Linked DNA regions of Homo sapiens: region 1 is linked to region 2. A link is an interaction called in ENCODE POLR2A ChIA-PET data of the cell type or tissue named here. Cell type or tissue: HepG2. All regions are shown on one strand. Each heading gives the region's core, and the rest is flanking DNA. Links, peaks and the distances in the headings are about the cores only. Region 1 overlaps ARHGEF28 (Rho guanine nucleotide exchange factor 28). Region 2 overlaps ARHGEF28 (Rho guanine nucleotide exchange factor 28).

Evidence for each region. Peaks named below come from ENCODE experiments on the same cell type or tissue, not always from the same donor. Only the 100,000 strongest peaks of a DNase experiment are listed, where the experiment ranks them.
Region 1: POLR2A ChIA-PET joins it to region 2 with 7 read pairs; 5 of 35 experiments call an interaction of 5 or more read pairs at or near these places.

The regions. Positions count from the first base shown.
Region 1 is chr5:73,725,640-73,732,330 of GRCh38, forward strand. The region is part of intron 2 of ARHGEF28 (Rho guanine nucleotide exchange factor 28); the gene reads left to right. Among named protein-coding and RNA genes, the nearest start is that of ARHGEF28, 100 kb to the left of the region's middle. In HepG2, for the core only: a CTCF peak has its summit at 3,778; a DNase peak (open chromatin) is centred at 3,832.
Region 2 is chr5:73,675,425-73,682,115 of GRCh38, forward strand. The region is part of intron 1 of ARHGEF28 (Rho guanine nucleotide exchange factor 28); the gene reads left to right. Among named protein-coding and RNA genes, the nearest start is that of ARHGEF28, 53 kb to the left of the region's middle. In HepG2, for the core only: no CTCF peak of the experiment used is centred there; a DNase peak (open chromatin) is centred at 3,177; H3K4me3 peaks cover 363 bases.

The DNA of each region.
Region 1 (6,691 bases), core at 958-5,957, 51 kb after region 2:
GTGGTTCAAGTGAGGTCTCTGTTTTGAGAGAATCAGTAAGTTGGCTGTTTTCGTTGGTATTTGGGAAAGCTAGGGATATGCTTGGGGTGTGGTGTAATTCATTCACATGCCTGATTTGTAAAGCCAGGTCTATCTTCCTGATTTTCTGAAGAATAGGCTCATGACATTTGACTGGACAATGAGGAAGAGTAGAAAAAGGGTCTGAGAAGAGTTTAAAGATTTGGCTACTATTTTGGATGTCTGGAAACTTTTTCTTTACCTAAGTATCAACCCTTTATTCTTTCAGGGCTCAACTGCAAGACATACATTTCTGAATTAAGAGAGCATTAACAATAAAATTCCTGTCAGGGTCAATTGTTAAACTAGCAGTCAAGGTGACTGACTTGGGCAGTATGTAACTTGTGCAGTTTCCCCCTGTGTTGAGTGGTTTTAATCTAAATTTTCCTATTAGCCTGAGTTTGGTTGCAAAGACCATATCCCTAAAAGTTTAAACCAGGGGAGAAAGTGTGTGTGCATATGTGTGCCTGTGTGTGCACAAATACCCCTCAGTGAAAAGCTCACTGCCAGCCCAGAACAGAGTAGGGTTCAGTCTTCAAAATGACAAGGAAGTCCTTTGGAACTTCTGGGCACTGCACTCCCTGTCTGCCAGGTATGACTAGCCAAACTGCAAACAAAATTCAAGTTACATAGATACCAGTTTGCTGTCTTGTTTACTGACATGTTTTATCTAAAACCAAGCTGTAGCAGTTACAAAAAAATAATTTATTTTCAAAGAGTTGATTTAGAGCTTAGCTTTGGTTTTATTTTTGCTAGGGAAGCATTTAAAGAGAATCTAAAATATGCTATCCAGCTAACTAAGATATAGGGAGTTTTAACAGAAAATTGATTGGCCCACAAATAGGTAAATTAGTTCGGTGCAAAAGTGTATCAATACAGTATACGATGAACTTACTAAGCACAGTGTAAGTTGCTAGGAATAAGGCCATCCAGAATTCTATGCTGAATAGCGTTTCAGGGTGACTTTGTATTTTGGCAACATATCCCAGACAGTTAGTGGAAATGAGAGAACATGTTTTATTTAATTTGTACTTTGGTACCTTTTATGTGAACGAGGCATGTTTAAGCACTTAATGTTGTCACCAGCCTTTTAAAACTATCTTTTTTTCCCGCTGCCCAACTGTAGTTTCCCTTCAGTGTTGAGTGGTCGTAATCTAAACACATTAAGTTTTTGTCTTGTTCTTTCTGCAGAGATAGAAAGCTGGGTCTGAAAATAAAAGCAGAGCTTTTATACAAGGAGGTCAGTGTTTGTACTCAGAAAAGAAAGTATGTAAACCAGATTTCTAATGGTTTTTATAACTGTTCTGAATGACATTGGCATTTAGAGATTGGAAGCTTTTAAAATTCTTTGCTTAATATTTTTCCTCTGCAAATATTTTTCTTCATTACCTGTCCTCATGTCAGTTTTCTTCCTGTCATGATCATTACAAAGTCCATTTTGGTATCCATGTGAATTGGTATAATTGGAGCCGGTGAAATTCAGATTAGGCATCAGGAAGAACTTTCTGAAAAGCCAGAACTGTGGGAATACTAAGAAGATGGGCAAGTTTCTTCTTAGAAACATATAAAGAAACATTTTAAAAGTGATCTTCTTGGGGAGTTTGTCTCCTTGCTTAGACCTGAGGGGGTGAGTGAAATAATCTTTTGTGACCACTTTCACTTTGTGCTTTTGTGATTCTCTGAATATACATATCCACTGTAAGTTTGAATGATTTTTATCATGGAATCTTATGTGTAGCAATTCCCTCTAATGACAGGAATAGATGGTCATCTACTCTCCTTAAGCTCTTCTAATGGTGACAAGAACCCACTTTCCTGGATAAGGAAGAGAGTCCATATTTGGACAGTTCTACTTGCTATAAAATAATTTTTAACTGTGGCCTAAAATCTGCCTCTGGTAATTCTCTCCACTTGCTCTTGGTTCTGTCCCCCTGAGACATTGTGTAGTAACTCTGTTTTTTCTTGGATATCATCCTTTAAGACTTTGAGAACAGCTGTCATATCCTCTCGTTAAGTGTCCTCTTTGCCAGAATAAATCCCTGATTTCAAAAGCCTTTCTTCTCATAGTGTGGCCCTCAACATCCAGTTAAAATGCAGTGCCTCTAATTGAACAGAATCCCTCAGCAGGCCATGGCCAATGCAGAGGACCATGGGGTCATCACCTTCCCTGTTCTGCCTACTGTCCTTCAGTCTCAGGTAGTCTGAGTTCATTTTGGGTGACTGTATCAAACTGCTGCCCCATCCTGAGCTTACTGCTGTCTGAAATCTCTAGGTCCTTTCCACGTCAATGCTATTTATCTGGTCCTCTTGCATCCTGTGTTGTGCTGCTGAGTTTTCTTTAACTTAAGTACAGCATTTTCATTGTTAGTTGGTGAAGTTCGTCTTGTTAGTGTTGGTCCTGTTGAGGTCTTTCTGAGACTTGATTCATCCTGACTGACCCTTCCAACTTTGCTTCTACCATTGGTAAATTTGATAATGATATCTATGCTGTCATTGAAGCCATAAGTAAACATGTAGAACAAAGTAGAGCATTGCTTGTCTTGTGGAAAGCCTTCTTATTTTTAAAATGATAATTTCTTTGTTTCATCCCAATGTAGTAAAGAAATGGTCAGGCTAGTGGCTGATTAAATGGGTCACAACTGGTGGCTTCCCTTTGTTGTGCCCCTACAGACCTTCACTCAAATTCTTAGCCTTGCAAGTCTGAAAACAAGTTTTCTTTCAAGTCAGATGTGCTATCTAAATCAAGTGTTGGAAATTGCTTTGTAAAAAGGGTTTAAATTATGAAATATTGGAATCATAGAGAATAGTACAGCAAGTAATATAACAAAGCCCTCTTTTAACTTATCACCTATAGTTAAGACAAGTCGAAAGGTTAATGTTTTTCCTTCTCGTCCAGAAAGCTAAAGAATGTTGTCAGCCACAGAGAGATGTTGTGGCACCCTGTACTAAATACACGGTACTGAATGTTCTGGCCAAAGAGAAAACGTTTCTCATTGGAGAACCCTGATGAGATCAGCCATTGAGAGTGCTGCCAAACGACTCCAGGTTGAGTAGGTTCTGCAAATCATGTTGCTTTCTGTGGCTGCTCTTTCCAACATATATCTTGTGTTCCAAAGGAGCAGTTTTGGTGCAGGATAGTTGACCATAGGTGTGTGAACTTGCCCCAAGAAACAAAGGAAGACTACGGTGCTGGCATTAAAATGTGAGCTTTATAGCAGTTCAAGGGACAATCAAGAAAATAAATAACAAAGAAAAGCAGAAAATGGCAGAAAGCCCTGGATATGATAAGAGGCCTCATAAATATCACTGCAGTCTGAAGGGACTGACCCACAGTTGTGGATAGCTAGAGGCAATTCTTGGCTTCAAGGGATTTCAAGAACCTGTAAGGATTGCCAGTGTGTGTAGCTGCATCGCTGTGAGGACTTGGCTGTGAGAGTTTAAGAGACTGCCTGGCTCAGCCTCCTGACAAGCTGTGTGATCTTAGGCAAGTTATTTAAGTGCTCCCTGCCTCAGTTTCCTCATTTGTCAAATGAGGATTATAATAGACACCTACCTCAAAGGACTGTTGTGGGATTAAACTGATCAACTGAAAGCTGTTAGAACTGAGATTGACAGGTTGGCTAGGTGATGATATGTGTTGCTCTAATCATGAGGATGACCATGTATAGTGCTGATTTTATTTTTAAGAACATATCCTCTGGGCTAAAGGAATGCTGCCTTAGGGGGAGCTGCAGTATTTACTCTATCTCCTGTGAAACAGAGTGAAACATTCATGTTTGCTGGCTGGATCTTGCCCCAAGGACAATGCTAAATAAATATTGAACAATTCTCATTCTTTAGATTTTCTGTTTCTAAAAGTCATTTAGATGGCCATACTTTTGTTTGTATTCTTCATCACAACATCACCCTTTATTTAAATACACAGAATGTGTTAGATTTCTCAAGTTTATTTAGTCACCGATCACATTTCAGGCGGGCAGCTTCTTTTGATATTATGGAGGCAGATACATATCTTTCCTCGATAAGGTGGGTAGTAAGTAGCTAATTTTACTCAAATTGTATAGACTATTTTTGTTAGTGTTAGAGAGTAGAACTTCACAAGTTGGGAGTTTGTCTTTTTGGCGCCTTTAAATACCTATGAACCAGTTACACACTAACTATTGTTTTAATCTTGAAATAAGAGCAAGGAGTAGATAGTAGATAGGCCTGAATTCGAGTCCCAGCTGTGACCTTCCAATTTGTACTATCTCACTTTCCCATTTATAAGGTGGGAATAACAAAACCTAGCTTGCAGTGTTGTGAGATTTAAACGTATTGCCAAATAGTGGTTTCCAGAGTTATTCAGTGAATATATCGCCATCTAATTCTGATCTAAAAACAGTTTTTCTAAGGTTCAAGTTTAAATGTAAAGCATTAACATGCATATTACTTATAGTTTGTGGTTAAGTTTATAGCTTATAGTTCTGTTTATAAATTTATAAAATGAATTTAATGAAATCTACTCAACTTATCCTCAAATGTAGAGTTTTTTAAATAGTAAACTGTCCCAGTCAGATATGTTGTATATATCTGTGACCCGCAGAGAAGTAGTTGGGGGTAAAAATGCTTCTTCCCCTGTTAAGAGGTGCTCGCAAGGCTAGGAGAATGACTGGTGATGGCCATGTAGGTGGTTAGATAGGTAGGGATGTCCTACTTATCTTGTTGGATTCCAGTGTTGCCTTGCATCGGTAGGCACCTTTAAGGCAAAATAAAGGAAAATATATTTCAGTAGACTGCTGACTTGATCATGTATGCAACCTATAATCAATATAGGTTCAAACTGTCCACCATAAGGAGGATTTTTTTTTTTTTTTTTTTTGTCAGGGTTTCATCTGTTGCCCAGGCTTGAGTGCAGTAGCACGATCACAGCTCGCTGCAGCCTCAGCCTTCCTGGGCTCAGGTGATCCTCCTACCTCAGGCCCCCGAGTAGTTGGGACTACAGGTGTGTGCCACCATGCCTGGCTAATTTTTGTATATTTTTGTAGAGACAAGGTTTTGCCATGTTGCACAGGTTGGAACTGTTTTGAAGGTTGATATTTTTAATGGTTTAAAATTTTAGATTTGAAAATGAAAAATTTATTCTCTAGTTTATCCTAAAAATTAAGTAGCTGTTTAGAATCTTTTGGTTTTTTACTTGCTCTGTGTTGAGTCTTTAATTAAACAGTTGAAAACTAACATCTTAGATGTCTTTGGGACAGTATGTACTGAGCTAGATTTTTTTTTTGCAATGATCAGATGAAATTCTTTAATTTTTTCTTCTTCTCTGCCTTTAAGCTAAAAAAAAAAAACCCTCTAATCTCTTATGCAGAAAAGTAGAAAATTCTTGATGTTCTCTGTGACAAGAATAATCCATTTTTAGTAACTGTGCTCAACCTAATTTAGCATGTGGGACTTCAATGGGAATGCGTTAGTTTCTGTGATTGTTGGGAAGATGTTTTTATTGACTTGGTAGTTATGTGTGCTTTCATTATGTGGTCAAAAGGTTTGGAGTTGTATAGTTTGGAAGGAGGGTATAACCAGTTAAAAAAACAAAATGCGGATCTGTGTCTATCTTGTCAGGAATGAGATAACTTAAGGGGTTGCTGTAACTTAAGGATTTCTTCAGTTAGACATATACCTTGAAAAACTCAAATCATCATAAGTTTTGGAAGCATGCCTTTGCTTGGCTATTAAAAAATTTGTTCAAAGAGAAGGGGTCTTATGTAATACATAGTGGCCATTTGGTTTTAAGGAAAGAATTGGGATACTGTGGCACAGTCATCAGGATATTTGACAAGTTACTGTGTCATAATGTACTTCCAGGGAAGACCCATAATTACTGTGTGGCCAGCAAACTTCTCTTTTAGTTGTTTTTGAAGGGATAGGGTGGTCATGGAATGAGAATTGCTTTCCTTTCTGCTAGGTAAATTTTAAAGTCATGTGTCTCTGGAAAGCTTTTTGTATTCATTACATGTGCTGGGGTTTTGGGTGATTTCAAGAGGCCCAGAGTAGACAGCATAATATTAATATAATCTACAGTGTCAGAAGTATGGTAAATTGTTAGAAATGGCATTTAAAATGATACAGTTTTTCTTTATTATGTAAACAGTTATTTATCAATGAAGCTGTTTTCTCCTAGCTCTTCTCATTTCTGAATTAAGGGACACTTGTAGAAGTACATCTAGCACTACATTTGGGGTAAAATTGTTGAGATTGAGAGGGAGAGGGTAGTGTGTGTGTGGTCAGCATAGCCTCCCCCAGTATCCACATCCCCCACCAGGAATATCACAATTTAGTGAACTTTTTTTTTTTTTTTTTTTAACAATTGATGAACTAACATTGACACATCATCATCATCGAAAATCTGTAGTTTACATTAGGGTTCACTCCTGATGTTGTATATTCTATAGGTTTGCACAAATGTATAATGATAAAGTATCCACCTTTATGGTATTACATAGAGTGTTTTCACTGCCCTGAGAATCCTCTGTGCTCTGCCTATTCATCCCTCCCCCACCTACCAACCCTTGGCAACCACTGGGTTTTTAACCATCTCCATTGTTTTGCCCTTTCCAGAATGTCATAGAGTTGGCATCATGTAGTATGTAACTTGTTC
Region 2 (6,691 bases), core at 392-5,391:
AATGAAAATAAAGTATGAAAATAAGCAGCCGGGTGTGGTGGCTCACGCCTGTAATCCCAGCACTTTGGGAGGCCCAGGCAGGCGGATCACAAGGTCAGGAGATTGAGACCAACCTGGCGAACACTGTGAAACTCTGTCTCTACTAAAAATACAAAAAAATTAGCTGGGCGTGGTGACGGGTGCCTGTGGTCCCAGCTACTTGGGAGGCTGAGGCAGGAGAATGGCATGAACCCAGGAGGTGGAGCTTGCAGTGAGCCAAGATCGCACCACTGCACTCCAGCCTGGGTGACAGAGCAAGACTCTGTCTCAAAAAAAAAAAAAAAAAAAAAAGAAAATAAGCATATTTATAAAGTTTATATTTCAATTCCTTGGCTAAAAAGGAACATAGGATCATGGTTAGTGGTACAGGCTGCATTTGAACACCATTTTCTAACTATGTAGTCTTATGCAATTTTCTAACTATGTAGTCTTATGCAAATTATATTTTTCAATTTTGTGGTAATTCTAGGAATGGATAGAACGTGAACCGTGTGTGTGTCTGTGTGTGTAGTATATGATTAATTAAGGAGGGGGGTGTGAAATTTTCTGATCAAATTGATTGACTCCGCACCATACAATCTACCAGTCACATTTGATTTTCTTTTCTTTTTTTTTTTTTTTTTTGAGACAGAGTTTTGCTCTTGTCACCCAGGCCAGAGTGCAATGGTGCGATCTCGGTTCACTGCAATCTCCTTCTCCTGGGTTCAAGTGATTCTCCTGCCTCAGCCTCCTGAGTAGCTGGGATTACAGGCCCCCACCACCACACCCAGCTAATGTTTTTTTTTTTTTTAGGCAGAGTTTTGCTCTTGTTGCCCAGGTTGGAGTGCAATGGTGTGATCTTGGCTCACTGCAACCTCTGCCTCCTGGGTTCAAGCAATTCTCCTGCCTCAGCCTCCCAAGTAGCTGGGATTACAGGCACCTGCCACCACACCCAGCTAATTTTTTGTATTATTTTAGTAGAGATGGGGCTTCGCCATGTTGGCCAGACTGGTCTCGAACTCCTGACCTCAGGTGATCCACCCGCCTCAGACTCCCAAAGTACTGGGATTACAGGCATGAACCAACATGCCAGGCCTCACATTTGATTTTCAAAGCATGATTGTGAGGGTCATTTTTATTAGAAATACCCAAAAACTTCTTCCATTTTCTCAAGGAGGGGGAAGGTGCTCTTATTTCTTTAATATGGACACTGTTATCTTTGAGACCTTTGTCTTATCATGATTTTCTTTTTAAGTTGTTAATGGGTCTCTGCCACATTCTCATTTAACTTGACAAGGGTTCATTTAACTTGATAAGGGTACATTTTGAAGATCTGCCTCTAAAAAGTGAGTCTTTTTCCCTAGTTGGCAAGCTCTAAGTATTTTTCCCAGTAGTTTTCCTTCAGGCTTTGTAGAATTAGGCATGGCCTATGGTGTGTGGCAAGCTTATCAAGTAAAATTCTCATCGAACGATAGCTTCATATATAATTTCAGCAGTTCTCATGATACTATTCTTTATTAAAAATGCCATGCTTTAAAAAATGTTCTAAATGTATTGTAAGTTGATTTGTCTTTTATTTACACCATTCAGTAACAACACCAAGACCAATGCAAACAAACAGTATACACAAAATCTGTTCTCTCTAAATATGGAATGATTAGAGAATAGATGCCAGCATTGAGTGGAGTGGAGGGGAATAGAGAATGATCGGGGAGGCAGTTGCTTGCGTAAGCTTTATTTTCTAATATAAGCGTTCAGTTCATTTTTTGAGTATTTTTATCTGTAGATAGCATTGGCTTCTTCATATAACCTTGTAATGGCAGGGACTTGGAAAGGAATCGTTAAGTAACAAGGACTTCCCATATATTCCTTTCAAGGCTGCTATGAGGATCATCTGAGATGATAATTGCGGAATATTGAGCAAGGTGCCTGAGTATTACCTGTTAATTAGTTTTGTAAAAGGCACACAAACCAATGTTTATCGACATATTCAAAGACAAAATTAAAGTGATAGGTTTTATAGTCATTCTGCCTTAGAATATTTTATTTAGATGAAAAATGTGAAAAATTCAGAATTTCATAAAGTCAAGAATTGATATTTTTCCATGTAAATGTTATATTTACTTTCCTCTTTTATTAAAAACATTTTTAGCCTGTTTAAAATAGTCTAATACTTTTTTTTAGAGTTAACAAACAATAAAAGATATTTGGATATTATGTATTCCCCGTAAGTCTATAATACTGTATCTTGATGTTCTTTTTATAAGAGCTTCCCCCATTTGGGGAACAAACTTAAAAATTCTGGCTGTGTACTAAGGCCCCAAGTCATCCCCTGGTGTCTGCCAGCAAATGTTTGGAAATACTTTGGTTTTTTTATGTCCCAAGAAACATTTCTGGAAAATGTGGTACAATTTTTTTAAGTACTTGACTATGAAAAACTTGGTAATTGCAGATGAAGAACTCAAACTTTCACAGATAGAATGAAATATAGAGGGTGGCATTTATATAGTGAAAAGTGACAGCACATCAAGGACTTAAGCAGTTGTAACTTGCCTAGCAAATACAAATTTGTTTTATTATCAAACTTGGTGTGAAAGGAGGCACAGCATGGTTTAGCCATGTGGCTCTGCAAGTGAGCATGGAACTCAGTGCTCTACTGTGAAAGAGGAATTAACTTGGGGAAAATCCAAATGAGAATATAAAATTTTAAAATATATTTCAGTTTGAAGTTTCCTGGTTTTATTGAGTATATATTTGCTCCAGCATATTTTTTTCTACAATTAGTCTATGAAATTCTATAGGGCTTTTAGAAGGATTAGGACTGAGGGTGAGTACTGTGGTGACTTTATTTTTTTTCAAGGAGTGAAAAGTGGTTGCTCTGAAAAACAAAATTAATTGCTGTTCAAATGGTTTTTAAATTTCTGTACTGAAAAATGGCAAATGGTAGAGTAATGAATAATGAAATACAAGTTATTGGCTATAAAGTGAAATGTAAATAACATTGTCTAGCCCTTGACATTTCACCTTTTGCTGAGATCATAGTATAATCCAAATTTGAGGGAGGCCTTTGATACAGCTGGTTTCTTCTTGACTGAAAAGTGCAAAGCGTTGGCATCTGGGTCCTTCGTGAAGCTGTGTGATTCTGGACTTTGGACTGTAGTCCACTGTAGCCTGCCTTCTCACTGTGTAAATACATAACTACATGGGCTCCCGTGAGCTTGCCACACGCCACAGGCTATGCCTAATTCTACAAAGCCTGAAGGAAAAATACTGTGAAAAATACTTATAGCTTGACAACTAGGGAAAAAGGCTCACTTTTTAGGTGCAGATCTTCAAAATGTACCCTTATCAAGTTAAAAAAAAAAGGGGGGGAGTTAGCATGTACCCTATTTAATGTATTTATTTATAGTCATTTATAAATCATATTACTGTAACAATGTATATATATTTTGACTAGGGACAGGGTCTGGCTCTGTTGCTCAGACTGAAGGGCAGTGGTGCAGTGGCACGATCATACCTCACTGTAGCCTACAACTCCTGGGTTTGGGAGATCCTCCTGCCTCAGCCTCCTGAGTAGCTAGGACTACAGGCATGCACCACCGTGCCCGGTTAATTTCAAAATTATTTTTGTAGAGATAGGGTCTTGCTATGTTGCCCAGGCTGATCTCAAACTCCATGACATGTTCTCTTTGGAAGATTAAATAAAAAAAGTTAGAAATCTCTTTCTCCAAAAATTTACAGAATGCCATGTGAGAGCTTTTGTAGGTAGCAAACTTTAAATGATTTTTTTGCAACAAAAGCAATGGAAACATGGACAGATACTCTTTCAAAATGTTGTTACTGGCTGGGCATGGTGGCTCATGCCTGTAATCCCGGCACTTTGGGAGGCCAAGGCAGGCAGATCACCTGAGGTCAGGAGTTCGAGACCAGCCTGGCCAACATGGCAAAATCCTGACTCTACTAAAAATACAAAAATTAGCTGGGTGTGGTGACACACACCTGTAATCCCAGCCATTTGGGAGGCTGAGGCAGGAGAATCATTTGAATCCAGGAGGCAAAGTTTGCAGTGAGCTGAGATCACGCCACTGCACTCCAGCCTGGGCCACAGAGCGAGACTCTGTCTCAAAAAAAAAAAAAAAAAAAAGTTCTTACTATGGCATGTACTATCTATATCTGTAATCTGTTTCTTTTGAAATACATTTTCTCTTTCACTTATTAAAATATCACTTTTTTTTCTGAAATGGCAGGTCAAAAAAAGAAAAAGAAAGTATTACTTTTTTCTTGAAGGAACAGGCTAATTGAAAAACCAGTAGGTTTATAGCACTTCTATTTTTGTAAGAGAAAATTATGTAGTACATGTTTAAGTTTGACAACTTTTTAAAGTACTTTGCCACAATATAACCAGCACGTCTCAATGTAGTATAGATTTTTATGGTTACTTCGCATCTCATTACATAAATTGCAAAGATTTGACCACATTGGAGTTCTTATTTCCACAAAATTAACCATGTTGATTGATTAATGTCCCATAGAATATTTTGTGCTTTTGGCTTCAAGTTCTTTGTTGCAGAACCTTGCTCATGAATGACAAAGTGAATGAGTCTTGTGTGTGGTGTTTTTAAAACTTCTTATAAGAGCAGCTGCCTTACCAGTGGTTGTACTTGAACAGTTTTCGATAGAACACTATTTTTTATTAAAAAAATAATTCACAGCTGGGCACCATGGCTCACACCTGTAATCCCAGCCCTTTGGGAGGCTGAAGTGTGTGGATCACCTGAGGTCAGGAGTTCAAGACCAGCCTGGTCAACATGGTGAAACCCCATCTGTACTAATAATACAAAAATTAGCTGGGCGTGGTGGTGGGCATCTGTAGTCCCAGCTACTCAGGAGGCTGAGGTAGGAGAATTTCTTGAACCTGGGAGGCAGAGCTTGCAGTGAGCTGAGATTGAGCCACTGTATTCCAGCCTGGGCAAGAGAGTAAGACTCCATCTCAAAAAAAAAAAAAAAAAAAAAAAAAAAAGGGATTCACTCTTCAGAATATGTCTCCATATTCTCACTTAAAATGATGGGTTTTGGATGGGAGGGGAGTGAGGGATAAAAGACGACACATTGGGTACAGTGTACACTGCTCGGGTGATAGGTGTACCCAAATCTCAGAAATCACCACTAAAGAACTTATCTATGTAACGAGACACCACCTGTTTCTCCAAAAACCTATTGAAGTAAAAAATAAAAATTAAAAAAAAATTTTGAGTATATTTTATCAGATAAAATCTAGCAAATACCACAAGTTGAGTTGTGAAAAACATCTGTACTTTTTTCTAAGTGTACAGCAAACTTCTTGCACAATTAAATTTGCTCTAATAGACTTGTTTCTTAAAATATTCAACAGTCTTCAATAGTTTTACTCATAAAGAAATTCCTTTTATCTTTTTTTTTCTTTAGAGATGGAGTTTTGCCATGTTGCCCAGGCTGGTCTCAAACTCCTGGGCTCAAGCGATCCACCTGCCTCGACCTCTCAAAGTGCTGGGATTACAGACATGAACCACCAAGCCTGGCCAAGGAATGCATTTTAGTTTGCTGCTTTATTTCTCTGTATTCTTTCAGCTATTTTTTTTTAGCTTCCACATTTCCTATAGTAATGCATTTTTTTTTTTTTTTTTGGCTATTAAGTGGAAATCCCAAAGTACTGGGATTATGTACAAAAATACATAAGGATCTTCTAATTTTATCATCAAGTTAAGCAAATTTTGTGAAAGACTGGAATTGTATAAGGCATGACTATAAACATAGATGACAAATTGCTAATATCTTGAAGTGCAGCAGACATTTAAGGTGAGGATCATAGTATATGCTAGTGGATATAAATTAATTTTTTAAATGCCTTCTTGATAATTTAGAATTTTGGAAGGATCAACTTGTTAATGTTCTTGGGTTGGCCATTATTTTTATTTTATGGGTGGCTGGTGAACAATTTATACTCGGAATAGGAGTCTCAGTTCTTTCATATTCTTGTTAGTATTATCTTTAATTTGAAGTTTCTGAGACTCTGGTTTGTAAAGTTAGTTTCATTAAAAATTGATGATTATAGGCTGGGCATGGTGGCTCACACCTGTAACCCTAGAACTTTGGGAGGCTGAGGCAGGCGGATCACTTGAGGTCAGGAGTTGGAGACAATCCTGGCCAACATAGTGAACCTTGTCTCTCCTAAAAAATACAAAAATTAGCTGGGCATGGTGGTGCATGCCTGTAATACCAGCTATTCGCTAGGCTAAGGCACAAGAATTGGTTGAACCTGGGAGGCAGAGTTTGCAGTGAGCCAAAATCATGCCACTGCGCTCTAGCCTGGGCAACAGAGCGAAACTCTGTCTCAAAAAAAAAAATTGATGATTATTTTCTGTAATCCCAGCACTGTGGGAGGCCAAGGCAGGAGGATCACTTGAGGCCAGGGGTTTGAGACCAGCCTAAACAACATAGCAAGACCCTATCTGTACAGAAAAATACAACTTAGCACGCCTATCATCTTAACCATGTGGGAGGCTGAAGCAAGAGGATTGCTTGAGCCCAGGATATCAAGGTTACAGTGAACTATGATTGTGCTGCTGCATTCCAGCCTGGATGACAGAGTGATACTGTTTCAAATAATAACAATAATAAATGGATTATTATAATC